Linked DNA regions of Homo sapiens: region 1 is linked to region 2. Evidence: read pairs that join two places in POLR2A ChIA-PET (ENCODE). Cell type or tissue: Panc1. All regions are shown on one strand. Each heading gives the region's core, and the rest is flanking DNA. Links, peaks and the distances in the headings are about the cores only. Region 1 overlaps LOC107985251 (a long non-coding RNA gene). Region 2 overlaps LOC107985251 (a long non-coding RNA gene).

Region 1 (12,723 bases), core at 1,494-9,493, 57 kb after region 2:
CTAGCATCACAGATTAGTTTTATCAACTTTTTAGCATTATATTTAGATTGGTGCAAAAGTCACTGCGGTTTTTGCCATTACTTTGAATATAAAGGAAATCATGTATGTATTCTTTTGTGCCTGCCTTCTTTACTCAGTATTATGTTTTTGAAAATCATCTATGTGTTCTTGCATGGGGTGATAGCTTATTCATTTTCATTGTTGTATAATCTTTGGATAAACATAACACATTTTATGTATCTTATAAAAGTTTAGGATTTTCATGTTATAGGCTATTATGAACAATGCTCTTATGAACATTCTTGCACATGACTCTTGATACAAATGTGCAAATATTTATGTTGGGAATAAACTTAAAAGTGGAATTGCTATTTCATAGAGTATGCATCTATTCATCTCTTTTTTTTTTTTTTTTTTTTTTTGAGACAAGTTCTCATTTTGTCACCCAGGCTGAAGTGTAGTGGCATGATTATAGCTCACTGTAACCTCCAACTCCTGGGTTCAAGGGATCTTCCTGCCTCAGCCTCCTGAGTAGCTGGGACTACAGGCATACACCACCATACCTGGCTAATTTTTAAAAAGTGTTTTGTAGAGATAGGGCCTTTCTTTGTTGCCCAGGCTGGTCTTGAACTCCTGGGCTCAAGTGATCCTCCTTTACCTGCCTTGTCCTCCCAAAGTGTGGGATTACAGCTGTGAGCCACCACACCCAGCCATATATTCATCTTTAGTAGATAATGCCAAATTTTGTTCAACGGTGATTGCAACAATTTAAATTTCCACAAGCAGTGTATGAGTGTTCTAATTTTGATAAATAGAAGTTCTAAATTCTAATTTAGTTCTATTTATAATTTTTTTCCTTGATGTTGGCACCTTTCATATCCTGTTTAAGAAATATTTGCCTACAGCAAGGTCACAAAAAATATTTCCTTATGTTATTTTCCAGAGCTTTATTGTTTTAACTTTTCACATTAGTATCTCCAAATCACTTGGAATTCCTGTGTGTTTATGGTGGAAAGTAGTGGTTAAAATTTGTTTTTCTCCAACGGCTGTTCAATTAATCATATAGCACTTATTTAATAAACTATACTTTCCACACAACTCTGCAGTGTGACCTTTGTTATAATTCAAGTGTCTGTATATACAGGGTTCTGTTAGTGGACTTAGAGATACAATTTTTAATTTGAGAGTATCAGTGAGGATTTGGCAAAATTTTAGTGGGCATCTACTTAAGTTTAAATGAGGAATCCTGTGGGTAAATTCCCAACATCTTTGAAGTATTCGATGTCTCCATTAGAAACCATGCATGCTCCCACCTTCTCATAATGAAGTTGACCTGATAGGAGATTTTTGGTCAACCACAAGGATAGGGTCAACCTTTTTTTTTTTTTTTAACTAATCTATTAATAGCAACTCAAGGAGCTAATTCCCCACACTGTCTCCATTTAACACAGCAAGATATTAAGAATATGAGAATAAAAATTATATACTTAGGACCATGAAAAGATCAAGGTTTGGAAATACTGTACTAATTTTGAAAACTCTGACTCTAGGACCGCAGTGACTAGGTTTACATCATAATCATGCCACCCAAAGGCTATGCAATATTAGACAAGTCACACAAACTATCTGTACCTAATTTTTCTCTTTAGCAAAATGGAGGTAATAATGTTTTGCATTAGTACTTACATTGACATATAGTATGTGCAATAACATTATTAGCATTATTATTAATCTTATTGTTATAATCATAAATAAATGGAGGTAAAGAACAACTCTCAGCATCCCATCCAGGTATAATTTATCAATGTTTCATAACTCTCAATATTCTTACTATTATAAGATCTTATTCTGAGAATCATAGGATGATCAAAATTGTGTTTCCATTATAGCTCTGTGTCTGAAACCAGAGACAGAAAATGGAAAGCTGTCTGGGTAAGGATCTGTATGTTGAACTTGAAAATGTCACCATCCAGTGTGACTCTGGCTATAAAGTGGTTGGTCCTCAAAATATCACTTTGGTTGGTCCTCAAAATATCACTTGATCAGAGCACAGAACATGGCAGGCACCCAGAGGTGCCCAGTTGTGAGTGGGTAAGTGGCACACATTTCAGGGCATCCTATCCCATTCTAAAAATGATAGTCTCCTCCAGAGCACTGTCCTAGCCAACACCAGCGAGATCTGACTTTTGGCAAGATTTATTTCGGGCACATCACTTACAGAATTAGCACCGTCACCTTTGAAGCACTTTGGTGTACTTGTTAAGGTAAGCTCAAGAAGGACCACACCCCTAGATAGGAAGGTCTCATAGATCCAGCTGACTTGACCCCCAGCCTCATACTTTCTATAATAAATGCTATGCTTTTGCTTCATTTCAGATGGGCCCATCAGAATTGTCCCTTCTGTCGCCCCTAACGAGGCCCCCTGGGTGTTGTCTGCAGCGTTGTTCCTTCCCTGCTTCACCAGCTACTGATTGCTGCCTGACGGCCGAGGGAGAATACTTTGCTGAGACCCTAGTTTCTTTGGGATTTTATTCATCTGTCCTGAGGAGGGTTTTGACATTCCGGTTTTGTGGTCATCAGTGATACATCCAGAAGAAATCTTACATATTCGGATTTCATTTGGAGAGAAGCCTCTCAAAAACTATCGCTTTATTTCATTTAGGTAATCTCTGAAGGTTGTGAGCAAGTGCTCACGGGTAGAAAGCTCATGCAGTGTCTCCCACACCCAGAGGATTCGAAAATGACCCTGGAGGTGTAAAAGCTGTCTCTGGAGATTAAACGACTGGAACACGTGTGAGACTTGAAGACGAACAATGCCAGTTAGAAACCAGTTAGGAAGGATTTTCCTTCCCTTTCCCCACAAAACAGAGAAGCAGTTATATTTCTCTCTTTAGCAATTCTGTGTTTCTCAAGTACTATTATTTACTGGGGAAAAATATCTGTGTTTAGGAGAATTCACTAATATTCTTAGTGGCACCGATCACATGAAACAATTCATAATTTTTGTCTTAGTTCAGTTTAAGTTCCTGCTTTCCTGGATTTGGTGGACTGGCTGAATAAATAATTACCTATCAAAAATCAAATTATCTTTGTTTTTACTTTGATTTCTGAGTAATGAAAAATTAGGGCTCTCTGTAAGTCATTTTCTGATGTTTCTCAGATTAACTTACTTTTCTACTTTATTGTATATGTTGTCCTCAAAAAACACATACTTGCATCCTTTATCTGAAATATCTTTACCCTACATTTTCATTTCCTACTCTTCCTGACCTGTATCAGATCAAATATGCCATCTTCTTCTGAGTCTCCTCCATTCTGATTACTAGTATTTCTCTAGAGTAACTTCTTGTTTCCACTTTATACTTAAGGGATATTTGGTTTTGTTTGATATCCCTTTCACCCAATAATAACAAGCTTGAAAGTTATTCAAGCCATTCAAGATGGCTTGGCCATCTGCAAGCCAAGGAGAGAGGCTCGGAAGAAAACAAGCATGCTCATACCTTGATCCCAGACTCCCTGCCCCAGAACTGTGAGAATAAGAAAAACCAAAACTCTGTTGTTTAATCCCCCTAGTCTTTGATATTTTGTCATGGCAGCCCTAGAACACTGATATGGACACCAGTAAGAGAGTGAAAGGCAAGCTACAATCTGGAAAGCACTATTTGCAAAGCTCATGTCAAACTAAGGGCTTGTGCCCCCCAAATATAAAGAACTTTTACAAATAAATTTAAAAAGATAATCAACCCACCAAGAGAATGGAAAAAGACCTGAAGAACCTTCACAAAAAATGATATCCAATTGGTTTATAGACATAAGAAAACTTGGTTAACTTCATTAGTCATTAGGTAAATTAAAATCAAACACAAAGTACAATTTCAGAATTCATACTCAGAAGAATAGCTAAAATGATAAAATATCAAGTATTAGTAAAAATGTATTCCAACCGTAACTCTGAAAACCTGCTGGTGAAAGTATAAATTGGTCCAACTGCCTTACAAAATTCTTTGGCAACTAAGCTGAACATATGTCTACTCTATGATCCAGCAATTCTACCCCTAGAGATTACCTCTCAAAAATGCATCCGTATCTATTCACCTATGGACATGTGCTAGAATGTTTATAGCAGCCCTATTTACAATAACCCCAAACTTGAAATGATCAAAATGCTCATGAGTAGTAGAGGATAAATTAATGGTGATACATCATATGACGAAATATACCGCAACAATGAAATGAATGATTATACAGATGAATTTCAAAACAGAAAGTGTTTAGTGAAAGATGCCAGATACAAAAGATGTACATACTGTTTTGTTTCATGTATGTAATGTATAAAAACAGGCAAAAGTAATTCATAGTGTTTAAGTCAAAATAGCAATTTCCCCCGGGATGGGGGTATGAGGAAGGCTTTGGAAGTCCTGGTAATGTTTTGTTTCTTCATCTGGGTGATGTTACATGGGTATGTTCAGTGTGTGAAAAGTCAACTAGCTCTGCATTTGAGACGATGTGCTTTTTTGCATGTAAAATATTCTTCAATAAAAATTAAATTAAAAATTGTAAAGAAGGTGAGTCTTCTTTTTTTTCTTTTTTTTTGAGACAGAGTCTCACTCTGTAGCCCAGACTGGAGTGCGGTGGTGCAATCTCAGCTCACTGCAACCTCTGCCTCCTGGGTTCAAGCGATTCTCCTGCCTCAGCCTCCCAAGTAGCTGGGATTACAGGCACGTGCCACCACACCTGCCTAATTTTTGCATTTTTAGTAGAGACAGGGTTTCACCATGTTGGCCAGGCTGGTCTCAAACTCCTGACCTCAAATGATCTGCCTGCCTCGGCCTCCCAAAGTGCTCGCATTACAGGCGTGAGCCATTGCACCTGACCAAGGGTTTTCTATACCCCACTGATCTCGGGGCGGGGTAATGGCTGGTCTTCCCATTGACGTAGAATATCCTTACCCATAATGCAGTCAGATATAGGAGAAATTGCTATATTCCTCACAACAGGATTCATCTTTTCAGTGCTTATATTGGCCACATTTTTTTTTTGTTTACAACTACACCTGATATCCCCAAGGTTACTCTGTCCCCAGTTAGGTGGAAAATGTGAATAAGTCCCAGAATCTGTAAGTTTCATCTACACTGTTTTGGCTCCCTGCAGGAAAGAATAACCTAGGTGTTAGATTTTGTTGGTTTTTTGTCTATATTATTCCAATACTATTTCTCTGGACCAGATTCTTGGAAGCTAAAGGTATAGTTTTCATGCCCCATTGGTAAGGTCTACTTCTATCATGCCTCTCAAAGTGATATGGTTTGGATTTGTGTCCCCTTTGCCTTCCACCATGACTGAAAGTTTTCTGAGGCTCTCTCAGCAGTGCTTCCTACACAGCCTGTGGACTGTGAGCCAATTAAACCTCTTTTATTTGTAAATTACCCAGCCTCAAGTTTTTTCTTTCTTTTTTTTTTTTTTTTTTTTTTTGTGACAGAGTTTCCCTCTGCTGCCCAGGCTGGAGTGCAGTGGTGCGATCTCGGCTCACGGCAAGCTCTGCCTTCTGGGTTCACACCATTCTCCTGCCTCAGCCTCCCGAGTAGCTGGGACTACAGGCACCTGCCACCACACCTGGCTAATTTTTTTTTTTTTTTTTTTTTTTTTGAGACGGAGTCTCGCTCTGTCGCCCAGGCTGGAGTGCAGTGGCGGGATCTCGGCTCACTGTAAGCTCCGCCTCCCGGGTTCACGCCATTCTCCTGCCTCAGCCTCCCAAGTAGCTGGGACTACAGGCGCCCGCCACTACGCCCGGCTAATTTTTTGTATTTTTAGTAGAGACGGGGTTTCACCACGTTAGCCAGGATGGTCTCAATCTCCTGACCTCATGATCTGCCCACCTCGGCCTCCCAAAGTGCTGGGATTACAGGCATGAGTCACCGCGCCCGGCCGGTCTCAAGTATTTCTTTATAGCAGTGCGAGAACAGACTAATCCACGGGCTTTAGCTATCTCATAGTATCACATCTCTCCCCTTCATTGTCCTGTTTCCTCACAGAGACTTGGCTATAACGGGCATGGGGTCTTGCATGAATCCCAATGTCTATGCAATGATAGTATTTATAGTATTGACAAACGTCAAGAGGAGGCTCTGATGGATGCGGACATCAGATGCTTGGGTAAATCAAAAGATACAGAAATATGGGAGGACATTATCAAGGTCTGGATACAGGCAGAGAGATTAGTCACATTTTCCAGATTAGTTTCCAGGCAAGTTTCCAGCTTTCAAAATCTTCACAGCAGATTCACAGTTGAGATGATTTTATCTGAATGAGTGAGAGCCTCATGAGAACTTTGGAAATGCAAATATTCCCTTCTAAGCATTGCCTTATAAGACTAGAGCAATTCTAGACACGGGCTGCTTTTGATATAGGCTAAGCCAACTCAGCCAGGTCACGTGTACCTCATCGATATATGACTTCAGGTGTAATGACTCAGCTTTCCTGGCTGATATAGCCCACACCCAGTACACTCCTTACCTAACACTGGGTAGTTACTCAAATGTCTCTTGACATCAGACTGATAGCCCATTAAGGCCTACCCTATATTTATTCTCTGTACTTGAGTCATTATGTGTTTCTTAAATTGAACCAATGTCTTCAAGCCGGAAAACCACAGTTTCTTCACATCTTCTCTTTTCCTTATATCTAATCAGTCATTTAATTCATTTCCTTCTTACTTTGAAATGTTTTCGAGAGAATGGAAAAATGTTTGTGTTAGAATTATGGGATAATTTCTACAATATAGGTCTATTTTTAAAATTTCATTTACCCCAGTTCCAACTATTATTTGACCCAAAATGGATCTTCATCCAGTCCTTTGACTCTTGTACTTCCATTATTCTTCACGTCTCGTTTTACCAAGAAGGGTTAGAAATCTTTCAAACAAGCATGTTCAAGAATGATTTTTAAACAGGAGGTTGAGAGCCTATGCAAAGAAATGACTATAGAAATCAGTGACATAATCTAAATATATCCCCAATTCTGTCATTTCTAATCACATTTACACTATCACCCTGGCCTAAAACACCATCACTTCTGGACTAGATTACTACAATAGGCTTCTGGCTTTAGGCTTCTTCTCTTACCTCCTCATAGCAGTCATGGAGAGCTCAAGTGGTTGTTCCTCTACTCAGAATTCTTGATTAGTTTTTTCTCAAAGACTAATTTTATATATTATTTTCTGACTTCTGTCATTTCTGAAGAGAAGTCAGCAGTTATTCAAAGTATTCCCTGTATGTAAGCACTGTCTTTTTCCTGGATGCTTTTAAGATTTCCTCTTTATTTTTGGTTTTCAGCAGTTTGACTATAATGTGCCTAGGCATGGTTTTCTTCATATTTGTTCAGCTTGAGTTTCACTGAACACCTTGAACCTGTAAATGTACCTCTTTTCTCAAGTTTGAGAAATCTATTTTTTCAGATAATTTTACTACTTCATTCTCTTTTTCCTATTATGGAACTCCAATGACATGTTTATTTGGTTATCTGATATTGTCTTATAAGTCCTGAGGCTCTGTTTTTTATATAAATGTTTTATCTTTCTCTACTTCAGACTGGACAATTTCTGTTGATTTATCCTTAAGTTCATTGGCTCTTTCCTTTCATTTCCATTCAACTGCCAAGTTCCTCCAGTGACATTCTTATTTCAGAGGGTACGTTTTAGTTGTAGAATGTTTTGATGCCTTTTTTTTTTTTTTTTTTTTTTGAGATAGAGTCTCGCTCTGTAGCCCAGGCTGGAATACAGTGGCGCGATCTCGGCTTACTGCAACCTCCGCCTCCCAGGTTCAAGTGATTCTCCTGCCTCAGCCTTCAGAGTAGCTGGGACTACAGGTGCATGCCACCATGCCTGGCTAATTTTTTGTATTTTTAGTAGACACGGGGTTTCACCATGTTAGCCAGGATGGTCTCTATCTCCTGACCTCGTGATCCACCTGCCTCGGCCTCTCAAAGTGCTGGGATTACAGGCTGTGCCTGGCCAATGCTTTTTAATATTTTATTTTCTACTGAGATTTCTTATCTACCTATTCATTACCAAGCATATATACCTTTACATCACTGAGCATATTTATAATGGCTGTTTTAAAAAACTTGCCTGCTAATTCCAACATTTGTATCATCTTAAAGACAGTCACCATTGACTTTCCTTTCCCTTAACTGGAGTTCAGATTTTCTAGTTTCTTCATATGTCCAGTAATTTTGAATTGTATCCTGGACATTATAAATGGATTCTATTATATTCTCCCCAAAAAGAAAGTTATTTTTGTTTGTACTATTTTTTGTTTTTCATTTAAACAGACAACTAACTTACTTGCATCCAACCTGAAAACTCTCTCTCTCTGGAGCAGCCCAAATCTCAGTTTACTTCTTTTATCCTTAGCTGCTCTGTTTTTAGTCTGTCCTGCTCATGGGTGATTCAGAGATCAGCCAGAGATTTGGGCAGAGTTTATACACAGGATGGGCTCTTCTCTTTGGTTCTTTAATTTTTATGACTCCCATAATTTTCTAGTGGCTGTTGCTGCCCAAAGCTCTGTTTTTTTCAAACCAGGAAGACTTGGTTTTGTCTCAGAGTTTTAGCCATGCCACATCATGTCAACTTTGATATTCTCTCAGGCTAAAAGGCATAACAAATGGGAAGTTTGATCTATGGTGTCCCCTTCTTCTAAGACTTATTGCTCCTTTAGAATGTATCTGCTTTTGTTCACTTTCTGGTTCCCTAAGGTAGGATTTTTGTTGTTTTCTTCCGTATTTTATTCAGAGTTTAGAATTGCTATCTGTGGGAGGGTGGGACCAGTAGACACTTACACAGCTATACTGAAAATTGAAGTCTTCATCCTCTTACCCATATTCAGTCTTTTGAGCTTGCAGAACATGATGTTCCCTCTTCAGACAAAACTTTTCTCCTTGGTATTTTCATGGCTCACTCCCTCACTCAATTCAGGCCTTTACTCGAATGTAACTTATTCAGAGAAGCCTTCCTTGACCATATCATCTAACGTGTGCTGCCCATCCCACCTCACACCTTACCACCCAGCACATTACTCTGTGTTATTTTTCGTCATGCTACTTCTTTCTCTGACCTTGTATATATTTATTTATCTGGTTTATATTTATTTTTCTCACTAGACTATAAGCTCCTTGAGTATGGCATTTTTTGTCTGCTTTGGGTAGTGTGGCATTCCCAGCACCTAGAATATTGCTTGGCTCATCGTAGGGGCTCAAGAGATATTTGTTCAATGATTAGTTCATATTAGACGCTTAAAAATACATCTACACACAAACATGTACAACCAATTTTTTATGAAGGTGCAAATGTAAATCAAAGGAGAAAGGATAGCATTTTTGAGAACAACTGAACATCTACAGGCAAATAAATAAATAAATCTTGATGTAAACCTCATACCTTATATAAAAATTAACTCAAAATAAATCCTGGACTTAAATTTGAAACATAAAACTAGAAAAAGAAAAAAAACACATGAGAAAAATCTATGAGATCTAAGATTTAAGTGTAAAGTATAAAACTATAGCACTTACAAAATCTTGGGAAATAGCATAGGGGTAGGCAAAGATTGTTTAGATTTGACACCGAAAGCGCACTCCATTAAATGGAAAAATTGATAAATTGGATCTCGTTAAAAGTACTCCAGGGTGGGGTGTGGTGGCTCACACCTGTAATCCCAGCACTTTGGGAGGCCAAGGTGGGTGGATCACGAGGTCAGGAGTTCAAGACCAGCCTGGCCAAGATGGTGAAATCTCCAGTCTCTACTAAAAATACAAAAATTAGCTGGGTGTGGTGGCACATGCCTGTAATCCCAGCTACTCGGGAGGCTGAGGCAGAGAATTGCTTAAAACCCACGAGGCGAAGGTTGCAGTGACCTGAGATCACGCCACTGCACTCCAGCCTCAGGGACAGAGCAAGACTCCCTCTCAAAAAAAAAAAAAAAAGTACTCTGGTACACCCATACCCCATACTATGGAGTACTATTTGGCAGTAAAAAAGAAAAAAAATGGATGATTGACACATATAAAATCTTAAATGAATGTCATAGGAATTATGCTGAATAAAAAACATATAATCCAGAAAGTTTATATACTCTAAGTTTACACACTGTATAATTCCATTTATATAACATTGTTGAAAATGACAAAATTTTAGATATCAAAACCAGATTAGTGGCTGTCAGAATTAGAGGTGAGGGGGATGGGCATGAGGGAGGTGAGTGCGTTATAAAAAGGCAACATGGGTAATCCTTGTGTTGATGGAATTCTTCTGTATCTTGACTGTGATGGTGGATACACCAATCAACATATGTGATAAAACTGTGTAGAACTGAATGCACATGCAAACAAACAAGAATACAAATAAAGTGAGAAATTTGAATAATATCAGTGGATTATATCAATGTTAATATTTGTTTATTATTTCATAGCTCTTAATTATTTCCTTTTGTGATGACTTGGGGGGAAGGAAATAGTATCTCTGCTTTCTAGATATTAACCCCATTTCTTATCTTCTTTGTCTCTACCTAATTACCTAGTTTTCTGTGACAGTTATTTACATTATTTTAAAAGTACTAGATTTTAAATTAATGAGATTGAAGCCATAATAAAAAGTCTTCCAGTAAAGAAAAGCCAAGGACCTAATGGCTTCACTGCTGAAATCTACCAACATTTAAAGAAATGTTAATACCACTCATACTCAAATTATTCCAAAAAGTAGAGGACAGAATACTTCTAAATTCATTCTAGGAGGCCAATATTACCTTGATACCAAACCCTGAAAGAGACACGTCAAAAAAAGAAAAAAAAGAAAAAAGAAAGAAAAAAGAAAACTACAGGGCAATAACTCCAATGAATATTGATGCAAAAATCCTGAACGAAATACTAGCAAATTGAATTCAGCAATACATTAAAAAGATCATTCATCATGACCAAGCAGGATTTATTCCAGGGATGAAAGGATGGTTCAACATAATGCAAATCAATCAGTGTGATACATCACATCAACAGAATGAAGGACAAAAACCATATGATCATTTCAATTGTTGCTGAAAAGGCACTTGATAAAATTCAACATCCCTTCATGATAAAAAAAAAAACCTAAAAAAACTAGGTATAGAAGGAAGATACCTCAATATAATAAAAGCCATATATGACAGACCCACAATTAGTATCATATTAAATGGGGAAAAACTAAGAGCCTTCCCTCTAAGATCTGGGACATGACAAGGACTCCCACTTTAACCACTGTAATTCAACATAGTACTGGAAGTCCTAGCTAGAGCAATTAGACAAGAGAAAGACATAAAGGGCATCAAAATTGGAAAGGAAGAGTCAAATTATAATGATTTGCAGATGACGTGATCTTATATTTGGAAAAATCTAAAGCCTCCACCAAAAAACTATTAGAACTGATAAACAAATTCAGTAAAATTGCAGGATACAAAATTCACATACAAGAATCAGTAACATTTCTATATGCCAACAGTAAACAATCAATCTGAAAAAGAAATAAAAAAGTAATTCCATTTACAATAGCCACAAACAAAATTAAATGCCTAGGAATTAACCTAAGAAGTAAAAGATCTTTACAATGAAAATTATAAAAACACTGATAAAAAAATTTGAAGAAGACATCAAAAAATGGAAACATATTCCATGTTCACGGACTAGAAGAATCAATATTTTTAAAAAGTTCATACTATCCAAAGCAATCAACAGATGCAGTGCAATTCCTATCAAAATACCAATGACATTCTTCATAGAAATAGAAAAAAACTATCCTAAAATTTATATGAAACCACAAAAGACCCAGAAGAGCCATGGCTATCCTAAGCAAAAAAAAAAAAAAAAAAAAAAATGGAGAAATCATATTACCTGATTTCAAATTATACTACAGACTGATAGTAACCCAAACAGCATGGTACTGGCATAAAAACAGACACATAGACCAATGGAAGAGAAAAGAGAACCCAGAAACAAATCCACGGACCTACAGTGAACTCATTTTCAACAAAGGTGCCAAGAACATACACTGAGGAAGACAGTTTCGTCAGTAAATGGTGATGGAAAAACTGGATATCCATTTGCAAAAGAATGAAACTAGACCCCTATCTCTCAGCGTATACAAAGATCAAATAGAAATGGATTAAAAACTTAAATCTAAGACCTCAAATTATTTCACTGCAAGGAAACATCAGGGAAAATCTCCAGGACATTGGTCTGGGCAAAAATTTCTTGAGTAATACCCGAAAAGAACAGGCAACCAAAGCAAAAATGGACAAATGGGATCATATTACATTAAAAACCTTCTGCACAGCAAACAAAACAGACAAGCCACAGAATGGGAGAAAATATTTGCAAACTACCGATCTGCCATGGGATTAATAACTAGAATATATAAGGAGCTCAAACAACTCTACAGGAAAAAAATTTCATAATCTGATAAAAAGATGGGCAAAAAGGTTTGAATAGACATTTCTCAAAAGAAGATACAAATGGCAAAGAGGCATATGAAAAGGTACTTAACATTACAGATCATCAGAAAAATGTGAATCAAAACTAAAATGAGCTATCATCGCCAGTTAAAATGGCTTTTATCCAAAAGATAGGCAATAATAAATGCTGGTGAGGATGTAGAGAAAAGGAAACCCTAGTTCACTGTAGGTGGGAATGCAGATTAGCACAACCACC
Region 2 (12,723 bases), core at 2,543-10,542:
CTCTCTCTCTCTCTCTCTCTCTCTCTCTCTCTGTCTGTCTTTCTCTCTCTGTCTCTGCCATGTGAGGACACAGCAGGAAGGCAAACCATCTGCAAACCAGGAAGTAGGCCCTCACCAGAACCTAACTATGTTGGTACCCTGATCTCAGACTTCCTAGCTTCCAGTACTGTGAGAAATAAATTTCTGTTGTTTAAGCCATCCAGTCTATGGTATTTTGTTATAGCAACCAGAAATAACTAAGACAAATATGTACTAGAGATCTTTGACATTCATGCACCAAGTGTGCCCTCATTCTCTCTCTCTGTCTGTGTGTATATGTATGTTTACAGCTGTATAGTTTTCTAACGCATGTATCGTAGCTTATCATCGTTTATTTAATGATTCCTACTGATGGATTTTTGTGTGTTTCCAATCTTTTCCTGTTACATACAATGTCCTGATGCATACTTTTTATATATGTTATGTTATATATATTAATATAGAGAGATGTTTGTAGGACGAATTCCCAGAAGTGGGATTGTTGGATCAGAGAGAAGATGCTTTGAAATTTTGCTAAATATTGCCAAATTGCTCTTTATAAACTGTAAAATTTTGTAATGTAAACAAACGCCTGTGTCTTTACCTCTGTGATTTACTATTTTTGAATTTTTTGCCTATTAAAAAGAGAAAATAAAATCTCTGTATAGTATTTTTTAAGTTTTTAATTTTTTTCAGACCTCTCAGGGGTGAAAAACTTTTTATTTTGAGGTAAGTATAGGTTCACATGCAAATATTAAAAAAATACAGAAAGAATCCATATCTTTCTCTAGATGGCCTTCGCATTGTCTTGGCATCATTTATTAATAAGTCTACATCTAATCCATGTGAGAGAACATCTTTTAAAAATACGTATTTAATACTTCAGCGTATATTAGTCTTTTTTAGATGTTCTATTCAATGCTTTTAGTCTTTCTGTATATTCACACAACCAGCTCCTTTCTCTTGAATTTTTAGTGTGCAACATCACTTAGAGGTATCCGCCTGACTGTTCTGTTTTTATAGAGTTTTCCTATGTTTGCTTGTTTGTATTTCTATATGAACTTTTAAATTGGTTGATTTTTACTTTTAATCAATTGTATTAAGCTTTTAAATGAACTTTAAGAGAATAGACATTTTATGATATTGCATCTTGCCAGCCAAGACTTTCCATTTGTCCTAGTTGTCTATGTGTGTGTGGCTGTGTGTGTGTGTTTCAGGACTGTTTTAAAGCTTTCCCCATTTACATTTTTCAATTCTTATGTTTGGTCTCTGCTATCTTATTTTATTTTTGTCTTATTTTTGAGATTGCAAATGGTGTCTTTTCTTCCATTATATCTCCTAACAATTTTTATTCATATATATGGAAACTACTTATTTCTATATATTAATATCATATCTCAGCTAATGCCTTGAATTTCCTTATTACTTATAATAGTCTATCAGTTGGTGATATGGCTTGGCTTTGTCCCCACCCAAATCTCATTTTGAATTGTAGCTCCCGTAATTCCCACGTGTGGTGGAAGGGACCCCATGGGAGATAATTGAATCATGGTGGGGGGCGGTTTCCCCCTTATTGTTCTCATGGTGATGATTAAGTCTCACGAAATCTGATGATTTTATAAGGGGTTTCCCCTTTCACTTAGCACTCATTCTTTCTTGCCTGCTGCCATGTAAGACATGCCTTTTCCCTTCCGCCAAGATTTTGAGGCTTCCTCTGCCACGTGGAACTGTCAGTCCATTAAACCTCTTTTTCTGTATAAACTACCCAGGCTCAGGTATGTCTTTATCAGCAGTGTGAAAACGGACTAATACAGTCGGATTTTCTTGGGATTTCCAGATATGTAATTATGTCATCTGAAAATAATGATTCTGTTATTTTCTCTTTTCCAATTTTTGTATTTCTAATTCCTTTTTCTTATGTACTTATGCTAGCAATTATCTCAAATAAAAAATTGATACCAGTTATTTTTCTCTTATACTTGACTCTAGCAGAAATGACTAGCATTTTCTTCCTAAATTTAGTGGAGCTGTATCTGCACTGATTCCTGTTATATTGAACATTTTTGGCCAAAACTAATTGTTGATTATTTTTCAAATGCCATTTTAGTGACTATCAAGATGATGGTTTATTTTTCTTAATAGATTTATTAATATCATGTATATATTAGTCTGCTCAGGCTTTCATAAAAAAATACCAAAATCCCACGGGCTGGGACAGTTCTGGAGTCTAGAAGTCTCAGAACAAGGTCCCACAGGTTTTGGTTCCTGTTGAGGGCTCCCCACCTGGGTTGCAGATGGCTGGTTGTCTTCTCACTGTGTCCACACATGATCTTTCCCTGGTGTCAGCATGAGGGTGCAGGGACTGCAAGTGGGAGATCTTTGTGGTGTTTTTTCTTATAAGGACCCTAATCTTACTGGATCAGGGCTCCACCCTTCTGAACATTAATTACTTACTTATGCAAATATAGCTACACTAGGGGGTTAGGGCTTCCACATATAAATTTTGAGGAGATAGATACATTCAGTCCATAACAAGTTATTCTATATTAATATATTTCCTAATTTTGAAGGATCCTTTTATTCTTTAAATAAAACTATACTATTTGGTCATTGTATAATTTTCTTTTTAAAGTGTTCCTGGACTCTGTTTGATAATATTTTATTCAGGAACTTATTATTGATATTCAGAGTAAATTTTTTTTTTAAAGGCAAAAGGTCCTAGAATAAAGACTGGGACTTGTCAAGAGCAAGAACAATGAGATGATAATCAGGAAGTTAGGAACTTATGAGTTCCTAAGGAACTCTCAGGTTTATGAGAGTAAGCTAAGCTCTAGAAGCCAGAAAAAAGATTCAAATTAGAGGTCAGAGTACTAGTACACATCAGTAATGTGTCTTGCTCGTTTATTTAAAGGAAACTACATAACAAACTCAAGTGAACCACTTACTTGTTTTGAACTGCTTGATTTATAGCTTGTTAGGGAAAGAGTGTAAGATTTAAGACAAGTCCTCAGATTTTAGGTGTAAAACTTGTTGTGTTCTCTTTTTATTCATTTCGGATGGGTACCATGTGATACAAAGAAAAAGCTTAAGTTGCTTAGACAAGCTAGAGCATTTTAAAATTGAACAAATAAACCCTTCGCTTGATATGAGAAAATGTAACTGCAAGTTGGCCTAAATGGTAATTAGTAATCAAGACAGCATTATTTTTTCATTTTAAAATATTTAATAAAAATTTGTTTCTTTTTTTCTTTAACAGGAGAAAATTACAGTGTTTATTCATGCAACATACATGTGGGAGAGCTTGGTGATGAGTAACTCAAAGGGAGTGATTAGAATTTGGGGCTTATATACCATTTTAGTAGGTGAAGGGAGAAAGGCACTTATGGGAAACAAATGACTTTCTAGAAAGATAAATACATTTTCAGGAGAACAAACAGGAGATAAGAAAGTTAGTAAAAATATATATTTTTTGAATGTTTACTTTAGGTTCAGGGGTACATGTGCAGGTTTGTTATATAGGTAAACTCATGTCATGGGGATTTGGTATGCAGATTATTACATCACACATGTACTAAGCATAGTACTCAATATTTATTTTTTCTGATTTGTCCAAAACCTCATAGACAATTTATGTCTAGAGTAAATGAATTCCACTAAAATGTTTGACCTATCTTATTTAGATTTTTCTTAATTGGCTCAACCACCAGTCATTGTCAGATCCAAGGTAAAGGAGTTGATTGGAGTGATCCTCTCCCAGAACGTGTAAGTAAGTAAAACTTTTTTTTCTGACCTGACTACAAACCTAAACTACTTTAGGTAATAACACTGCTGTGAAATCTCACTGCTTCTTTTACCCTCCGTTAGAATTTGCATGAATTTTCGATTTAACCCAATGCCTACCCTGAGTGTTTCTTTCTCTTCACTCACTCACCTCAGTTGCCAAGTGCGAGCCCCCTCCAGACATCAGGAATGGGAAGCACAGCGGTGGAGATCAAGAATTCTACACATATGCCTCCTCTGTCACCTACAGCTGCAACCCCTACTTCTCACTCATAGGCAACGTCTCCATCTCCTGCACCGTGGAGAATGAAACAATAGGTGTCTGGAGCCCAAACCCTCCTATCTGTGAAAGTAAGTCAGAATGATTAGTTCTGCTTTGATCTCTTTTATTTGTTTAAAAACAAAAGGAAGGCATATTTATTAGGGAAGATGGAATGATTCAAAGAGAAACTAATCACTGCAATGATGGAGTCATTCATTTGTTCAACTAATCTTGTTACATGCTGTATCAGTCAGAATAGCATAGGCTGTGCTGCAGTAGTAATCAACACCTAAATCTCAAGGCCTTTATACAGTAAAAGTTTTTTTCAAGTTTCTTCTTAGTGCACTGCTAGCCTGGGAAACTCCCTAGGGCAGCTGTCACTTATATGGTAATCCAGATTGTTTAGATCTTTGACACCTCCATGTCAAAACTTCCACAATTAGTTCAGCGGGAGAAGAGAACAAGGAAAGTCAGTCTCTGGCTCTTCAGTTCTTTGACCTGGAAGTGACATATATCACTTGCCATTACAGCCTTTTGACCAGAACTAGTTCCTTATTTCTGCCTAATACAGAATAACCGGGAAACACTGTCTTTTGTTTACCTTACAATAACTGGAAGTATGGGTGGACACTAACAATGTCAACCATGCATGCCTAAGGAGCAAACAAAACACCAACACCAGCAGGTAATAAAGGTAATAAAACACAATGAAAGAAAGTATTTTCCCTTGGCCTCTCTATGGAAGCCAGAAGAGATGTTACGTCAATATCAGTAATGATTCAGCTTGCTGGTTTAGGACATTATTCTTTACTGCAAATAAAGTGCCTAAAAACCATAGTATCACATATTGTTTTGACTCAGTACAGGACACAGCCAATGCCGGGGTGAGAGAGAGCATAACAGTGAAAAGACTGCAAGAAGTGGAAAAGGCAGGAGCTGAGGCTGGATAAGTTAGTAGGGGCCAGGTTACGAAAGCTTTGTGTGTCACTTTCAGGAGTTTGGAATGAAGGAAAAGGGAAGACATTAAAAGGACAATGTGAAGTGAAACAAAACATAACTAATAGGCACCTGTTGCAACCTTTCAGCCAGGAAGTGAAAGTGGCTTCAACTGTAGCCACAGCAGTGAGCCTGGAGGAAAGTTGAGGAAGTATAGAGGAATTAAGATGGCAGGATTGACAGGACATGATGACTAACATGATGTGGGGTGAAGGCGGCTTGTTCTCTGCTTATGGAGGCGCAGCACAGATTTCCCGATACCCTGGCTGCCTCTGCATGACACCATATCATTACCATGGGTCACTGACCCCCAACCAAAATCATCCAGGAAATTAGGCCATTTAATGGAAGGATTTGGAGACATTGAGATTTGGACTTCAGGGTTTAGATATTGCCCATTCTTATTGATGAGAAAGTTGGAGGACTTTACATGACTAACATGATGGGACCTCATTTTGCTGAGGTTTCTGGCAACTGAAAGGAAGTATACAAATCTCCAAAATGTTTTCTTTGTTCAGCGCCTATTAAATATATATTTGTATCAGGCCCTCCTTGAAGCCATGCCAACAGTTACAGTCACATCTTTACTGCCATTTCTCTCTGATAACTCAGATGTCTTTTTGTATGCTTCTTTAGAAATTGTCTGTCGTCGACCACAGATTCCAAAGGCAATCTTTGTTTCTGGATTTGGACCCCTCTATACTTACAAAGACTCTATTATGGTTAACTGTGAGGAAGGTTATATCCTCAGAGGCAGCAGTTTAATCTATTGTGAAACGAATAATGAGTGGTATCCTTCTGTTCCCTCTTGCATATCCAGTGAGTATGGACTACGATGGAGTTCCAATATTTGGATCTAAAACTATCCTGACATATAGGTGTGGCATGCTCACAGGCACAAGCCAACTCTACTCCCAATAATCATTTTAAGATAAATTGGTACTTTTCTTGTCAAAAGGAAGATTTTTTTGTTAATAATCTCTTAGCGCTATTGGAAGAATTCCAAATATATAGTCATGAGACCAATGACTTCATAGATATTGTAGACTTATATATTTGCTATAAAAATTTTCCAGGAGACAATAGTAAAGTGTTTCAGTCTAACAAAATCAATGTATTACGAGAATTTTTTGAACAATGGAAGTAAGATTCCTTTAAGACAGTTCTTTTTTATAATTTGCATAGAAATGCTCTATGGGCCAATATTGGTCTTGAGACCTTCATGTTGTAAATACATACAGATCATTTATAACATTAATGATTTATTGCTAGCATTTATTGAGCATTTTCTATGTTATAAACACTGTTCTAAGTGCTTTACATCAATTAACTCATTCAATATTTACAACTATTCCAAGAAGTTGCTATTTTTTATCCAATTTTAATGGTGAGAAAACCGAAAAAGAAAGATTAAGTAACTGGCACAAGCTCACATAGTTAATTGGAGGTGGAAGCCACCACTACATTGTGGTTTATCTAGTCTCTTCTGCTATCACATAAACTTAGGTGCCATTCAAAATGTGTAGTAATGAAATTCAATAAATACACAATTTGACAGACACATATCCTCTCTTTGATTCACACTGACCTTTAGCATATTGTTGAATAGAAAAAAAAAATACAAGATGAAAGGCCCAGCTGCAAAAGTTATATGGGGCTTGGTTTGAGGCCAAAGCATGAAGTTGCAGATGATAGTGTCATGATGTCAAGAAGAATGCCTCTTATTTTAATTCCCCATTAGGCAATGAGATTAGAAAGTCATTCTCATCTTGGAGCAAATTTTTGCTGTGTCTTTCTAGTGATCCTAATTCTTCCCCTGAAGACCAACCATTCTAAAGTGCAGTGATGTGAAAGGAAAACTAAGCTCCTACGGAGTTGACCCAGCACCTAGAAACTGTCCCCTTCCTACACCATGGCATGCTTCTCAGTACAGCCTCTCCAGTGGCACATGCATTTAGTAGACACATGCACTTAATAGACACTAGTCTATTGGGCAGTGGTGCTGCCGAGTCTTTTTCTGGAATTCCCATTTAATCTTTACCATCTCATTTTTTGCTGAATGACTATGTTATATCCCTTTTTTGTGACAGGCTCACGAGTCACTCTGCCATTCCCAGTAACACATTTCTTTCACCCTTGTGCTTTCTTTATGAGTGAATGGTTGCACTGTCCTACCGGACATTTCCTATGCTTCCTGGGAGAGAAATGACTACAACCTAAGTGATCACGAAATATTTGAAATTGGAACTGAGTTGAAATATCTATGCAAACCTGGCTATAGACCTGTTTTAGATGAGCCTCTGACTGTGACTTGTCAGGAAAATTTGACATGGACATCTTCCAATGAGTGTGAGAGTAAGAAGACTTGAACTTTGTTTTGTGTATATATGTGTGTGTATCTTCTTTGATATTGAAAATGTTGAGCACAATCCTTGAAATTTGCTGAGACTTGCTTCACTTCATAGCATATAGTTAATTTTTATAAATGTTCTGTGTGCACTTGAAAAGATGCATATTTTGCAGTTGTTGGGTGCAATGTTACATATACATCAATTAGATCTAATTTTAATGGTTTTGTTCAAATCTATTTCCATATTTATATTTATTTCTTGTCTACTTGTTCTCTCGGTTACTAAAAAAGTTTTGTTTGTCTTTTATCTTTTCAGAGTTTTTGTTTGTTTGCTTGCTTGCTTGTTTTGAGACAGGGTCTTGCTCTGTCACCCAGGCTGGAATGCAGTGGCATGATCTCGGCTGGATGCAGCCTCAACTTCCCGGGCTCGAGCCATCCTCCTGACTCAGTAGCTGGGACTACAAGTATACACCACCACACCTGGCTCATTTTTGTATTCTTTGTAAAGATGGGGTTTTGTCATGTTGTCCAGACTGGTCTCAAACTCCTGGACTCAAGAAATTCACTCACCTCGGCCTCCCAAAGTGCTGGGATTACTGGTGTGAGCCACCACACGTGGCCATCTTTTTAGTTTTTTCAAATCATTTTTTGCTTTGTATATTTTGAGACTACATTGCTAGATGCATACAAATTTAGAATGATATATTTTCCTGATAAATTTCACTTTTTATCATTATAAAATGACTCTATTACTATAACTGTTTTATCTTTAAAATTCTACTTTTACATTAATATAGTTCTGACATCTTTATCTGAGTTAGTGTTTACATGGTTTATCCTCTTTTAGTCTTTTGTTTTTGTACTTTCTGTAATTGTATATTTTAAGTGTATCTTGGAAGCAGGATAGAGTTGGATATTTTAATCCTACTTGACAATTTTCATTATTTAATTAGAGCACTTGTCAGTGTACAGTTAGTGTAATAATTAATATAATTGAATTTATATCTACCATCTATTTGCTATATACGTTTTTTGTTTTACATTCTTTTTTTTCCCTCCTTTTGAATTGATTTTAAATTTTTTTCCATTTTTTTTACCTGGTATTTACTTGGTATTTATTTACTTTTAGCTCTTTTTATGATGTTTATACATAATTTACTACTTTTGCCTCTTCCCAGGCAATGAAAAGCCTTAGAAACCTTTAACTTGATTTATCCTGCCTGACTTATATGATTTTATTTTTCAATTCTAAATGTGTCTTAAACTCTGCATTATTATTATCATTATTACTATTGCATTATTATCTTAGTAAATCCAATTAGTTTAGATTTGTTCACATAATTACTATTTTATTCTCTTCTGATTCTTCAGTCATATCTGTTATCCCTTTCTTTTGCTTCATAAATACTCTCTAGTTTCTTTTAGTGAGAACCTGTTGATGATAAATTTCTCTCTTTGTTTTTCTCAATGTGCCTTTATTTCACCTTAATATTTGAAGATATATTTGCTGGATATAAACTTCTAGATTGGCAATTGTTTTCCGTGGTCATGTGAAAGATTTCATTCCACGGTCTTCTGCCTTTAATTGTTTCTGTCAAGAATTTTGCTATTAGTCATACTGTTGATCATGTGAAGGTTTTCTATTTTTTCTGATTGCTTTTAAGATGTTCTTGCCTTTTTTTTGTGGCAGTTTTTGTCTGATATGTCTGGGTTGGTTTCTTTGTGTTTACCCTTTTTGAGATTTAGGATATTTCTATAATATGAGGTTTGATGCCTTTCACTGATTTTGGAAAAATTTTCAACTTCAAATACTTCAATATTATAAATAAGTATTTTCTTTGAGTACAATTTCAGCCCTATTTTCACTCTTCTACTGATACTTTGGCTACATTTATGTTAAGCTTTTATACTGAATCTTCTATATTTCCTGTGCTCTTACCTGTGTTTTTACTTTTTGTTTCTCAGTATTTTACTATGAATATAAATTAAGTTCACTAATTCTCTCTTCATTGATGTATTATCTGATATTAATTATGAGTTGAATTCTTAACTTTATTGTTTTTTCACTTTCAAGATTCCCATTTGTAGTGGATTTGTAGTATTGATATTGATTTTTCTACCAAAATTCTCAATGATGTATTTTATTTCCTTCTACATAACAAAGCAAAGTGGCTTTTAAGTCAATGTTTAGAACTTCATTTTCTGGATCCTCTCAGATCTGTTAGCATTGTCTCTTGCTTTCTTTGGCTTTTTAATAACCTTGTCTGGTCTCCTGTTTGCTTGTGGCAGGTAGTAAGGGGCATTAAGGGCTTTGAATGACCCAAATCCAATCAGGGAATGTAATGATACAAGCCTGGGCTTCAATACTTATTATAGATAGTTGGTCTATTTTTGGTTTATTCTTACTTCAAGGTATAGTTCTAAAGATTCCCAAGAGCTGTGGGTTACCAGCAATCAATCCCCACTACCACACACACATTGAGTTCTGATCAGCTTCTTAGCCACTAAGTTGTATCTTGGGGGAGGAGAATTATTGTATACTTCTAGATATATATAAAAAAGCAGCTCTACATTCCTGGTACACCTCATTGGGTATCTTTCTTTCTCATTAAAAGAACAACTAAGACAATTAAGGTCTTAGCACCTGAATTCTTTCTTCATGGATTAACTGCCCCCACTCCCCACCATGTTTTTCTACTTGTTATCAAAGAGAAGGTGAATCTAAATTGCTTAGCTCATTACTGCCAAAATCAACACTTTGTTTTAAGGACTTCTAATGAAGAAACACGGTTGGAGGGAAATTAAGTAATAGCACTTCAACCAAACAATGGCAGAATTTGGAGAAGATGCTTGGTCTAACTCTTCCCTCAACTTCTTTGTTTCTTTCTTTCTCTTTCTCTCTTTAAATTTTGGCAAAAGCACTTAACATGAGATCTACCCTTTCAATAAGTTTTTCAGTGTATAATATAGTACTGTTAATTATAGGCACTATTTGTACAGCAGATTTCTAGAACTTATTAATCTTGCACAACTGAAACTTTATACCTGTTGAACAACTGGGGAGTTGTTTCCCCTCCCTCCTCCAGCCTCTGGCACCCACCATTCTACTCTCTGCTTCTATGAGTTTGCCTTCAGATATTAACATCTTCTATAAGGTGGAATCAGGTCTTCAGCCAAAGGTGTGTCCCCCTGATTGATTTACTAAATGTGAACAACATTTAAAAATTTTTAAAAAAATTTTTGTGAGTACATAGTAGTTGTATATATTTATGGGGTACATGAGATATTTTGATACAGACATGTAATGTTGAACATTTTTTAATCCATCAGGGGTATGTTGCCCAACACCAGATCTGGAGAATATCAGAATCATAAATGAAAGGAGGTATTTCACTGGTAGATGTGTCTATGCCTATGGAGACTATATTTCATATATGTGTGATGAAGGCTATTACCCTATTTCTGTTGACGGGGAGAGTTCCTGCCACACAGATGGCACATGGAAGCCTAAAATGCCAGCATGTGAGCCAGGTAAGAATATTGAGAGAACCTGTCATAATCATTTCCTAGATTCCCCAAATGATTCCACTTGGTTCCACAAAAGATCGAAGTACTTAAAACTAACTGAATTTGAGGTTGTTCCTGCAAGAAGCATTGTGCAAAAAGGATCACAGATACACATCACTAGCACCATGCAAGGCAGCTATAGAACAAAATATGTTGGAAGACAAACTTACAGGAGAAATTTTCTTTTAAGAGAAAACAGTAGAATTGATGAAGTCTTTCAGTCTCATTTTGTCATTTTCCTGCATGTGTACTGATGTTTTAGTAAAGAGGGACACTACCTCACAATGCTCCATATTTATAAGTCAAGGGAGAAAACATGATTTACATATTGTGTAACAATGGAAGCTCCAGGTTGAAGAAGTGCTCTGTTAGGGAGAGTCTTGAAGCCTAGTGGCTGACGGTGTCAGCCTTTTCTTTCCTTGCTTTAACTCAGACCTACTGAACCACCTCTCTGTTGAAATACCACGAAGGAGAAGAAATAAGCATCTAAGGTGATAAACATCTGTCTCTTATCAGGATAAGACACTGAAAATGTTATTATTATGGAAGTATCTTCATTATGAAAGACTCTTCACATCAACACGATGGTGATTACTCGGTACTATAGTTTGGGTTTCTCTAAAAGCAAAGCTTGAGAAAATGACTTGGGAGCCAGTAGTTTATTTTGGAGGTGATTCTAGGAGGTAGGAGTCAGGGATGAGGGAGAGACAAGGGGAATCAGCAAAGGTGACTATTATGAGCAGCAGCGGCTCAATTCTTTGGGACCACAGAGAAGTGTAAGGAATGCCTTTCATAATTATCTGTCTGAAGGATGGGAGACTGGGACATTTATCCAATACTTTCTGTTGCTCATTGGTTTAGGGTTGCCCTAAAGGGCAGTAACCGCTTCAGTAATTTAGTCAGTAACTGAGCCTCAATTGCAACTGTGCTCTTTCAGCTGCAAAGGAGGCTCCAAAGTAAGACTGACAGATTCACATTGAATGCTTTCTGTAGAACATCATCAGTGTAAATCTGAGCTTGTGTAAAATTATATATTTCATCTGCGACTGTAGTCAGAAGTCCAAAGGGACATGGCATGGGTACAAAGCATTTGTTACAATATATCCTTTGCACCACTCGATTTGTTTATGTCCCATTAATTAAACTCTATTAATCTTAAGTAATCTACTGCTAACAAGTGTTATAAAAGGAAAGAACAGACATTGTTTATTGGAATAATCAAACAAAGCTTCATGGAGAAGTGGGACTTGAGATAACAATTAGAGAAGGTAAGCAGATGCTAATAAAGGGGAGTCCCAGGAGGAAATATTAATATATAGAAGTGGAAATGTACATGACAAGTTTAGGGAAGGAGGAGTTGACTAGTTTGGTTAAACAGAAATAGTGCTAGATGGGGCCCAGTGCGGTGGCTCATGCCTGTAATCCCGGCACTTTGGGAGACTGAGGTGAGCGGATCACCTGAGGTCACGATTCGAGACCAGCCTGGCCAATGTGGTGAAACCCCATCTCTACTAAAAATACAAAAATTAGCCGGGTGTGGTGGCGCATGCCTGTAATAGTAGCTACTTGGGAGGCTGAGGCACGAGAATTGCTTTAACTTGGGAGGCAGAGGTTGCAGTGAGCCAAGACCATGCCACTTCACTCCAGCCTGGGTGACAGAGTGAGACTCCATCTCAAAAGAAAAAAAAAGAAAAAAAAAATGGTGCTAGATGAATTTGAAGGATCTATGAAAAAGGCCAATAGAGGTATT

Evidence for each region. Peaks named below come from ENCODE experiments on the same cell type or tissue, not always from the same donor. Only the 100,000 strongest peaks of a DNase experiment are listed, where the experiment ranks them.
Region 1: POLR2A ChIA-PET joins it to region 2 with 11 read pairs; 3 of 35 experiments call an interaction of 5 or more read pairs at or near these places.

The regions. Positions count from the first base shown.
Region 1 is chr1:207,226,412-207,239,134 of GRCh38, forward strand. The region is part of intron 1 of LOC107985251 (a long non-coding RNA gene); the gene reads right to left. It also overlaps the pseudogene C4BPAP2. Among named protein-coding and RNA genes, the nearest start is that of LINC02942, 7.3 kb to the right of the region's middle. In Panc1, for the core only: no CTCF peak of the experiment used is centred there; a DNase peak (open chromatin) is centred at 6,260.
Region 2 is chr1:207,167,925-207,180,647 of GRCh38, forward strand. All of the region lies in intron 1 of LOC107985251 (a long non-coding RNA gene), which reads right to left. It also overlaps the pseudogene C4BPAP1. Among named protein-coding and RNA genes, the nearest start is that of LINC02942, 66 kb to the right of the region's middle. RefSeq lists a silencer at 5,140-5,434. In Panc1, for the core only: no CTCF peak of the experiment used is centred there; no DNase peak of the experiment used is centred there.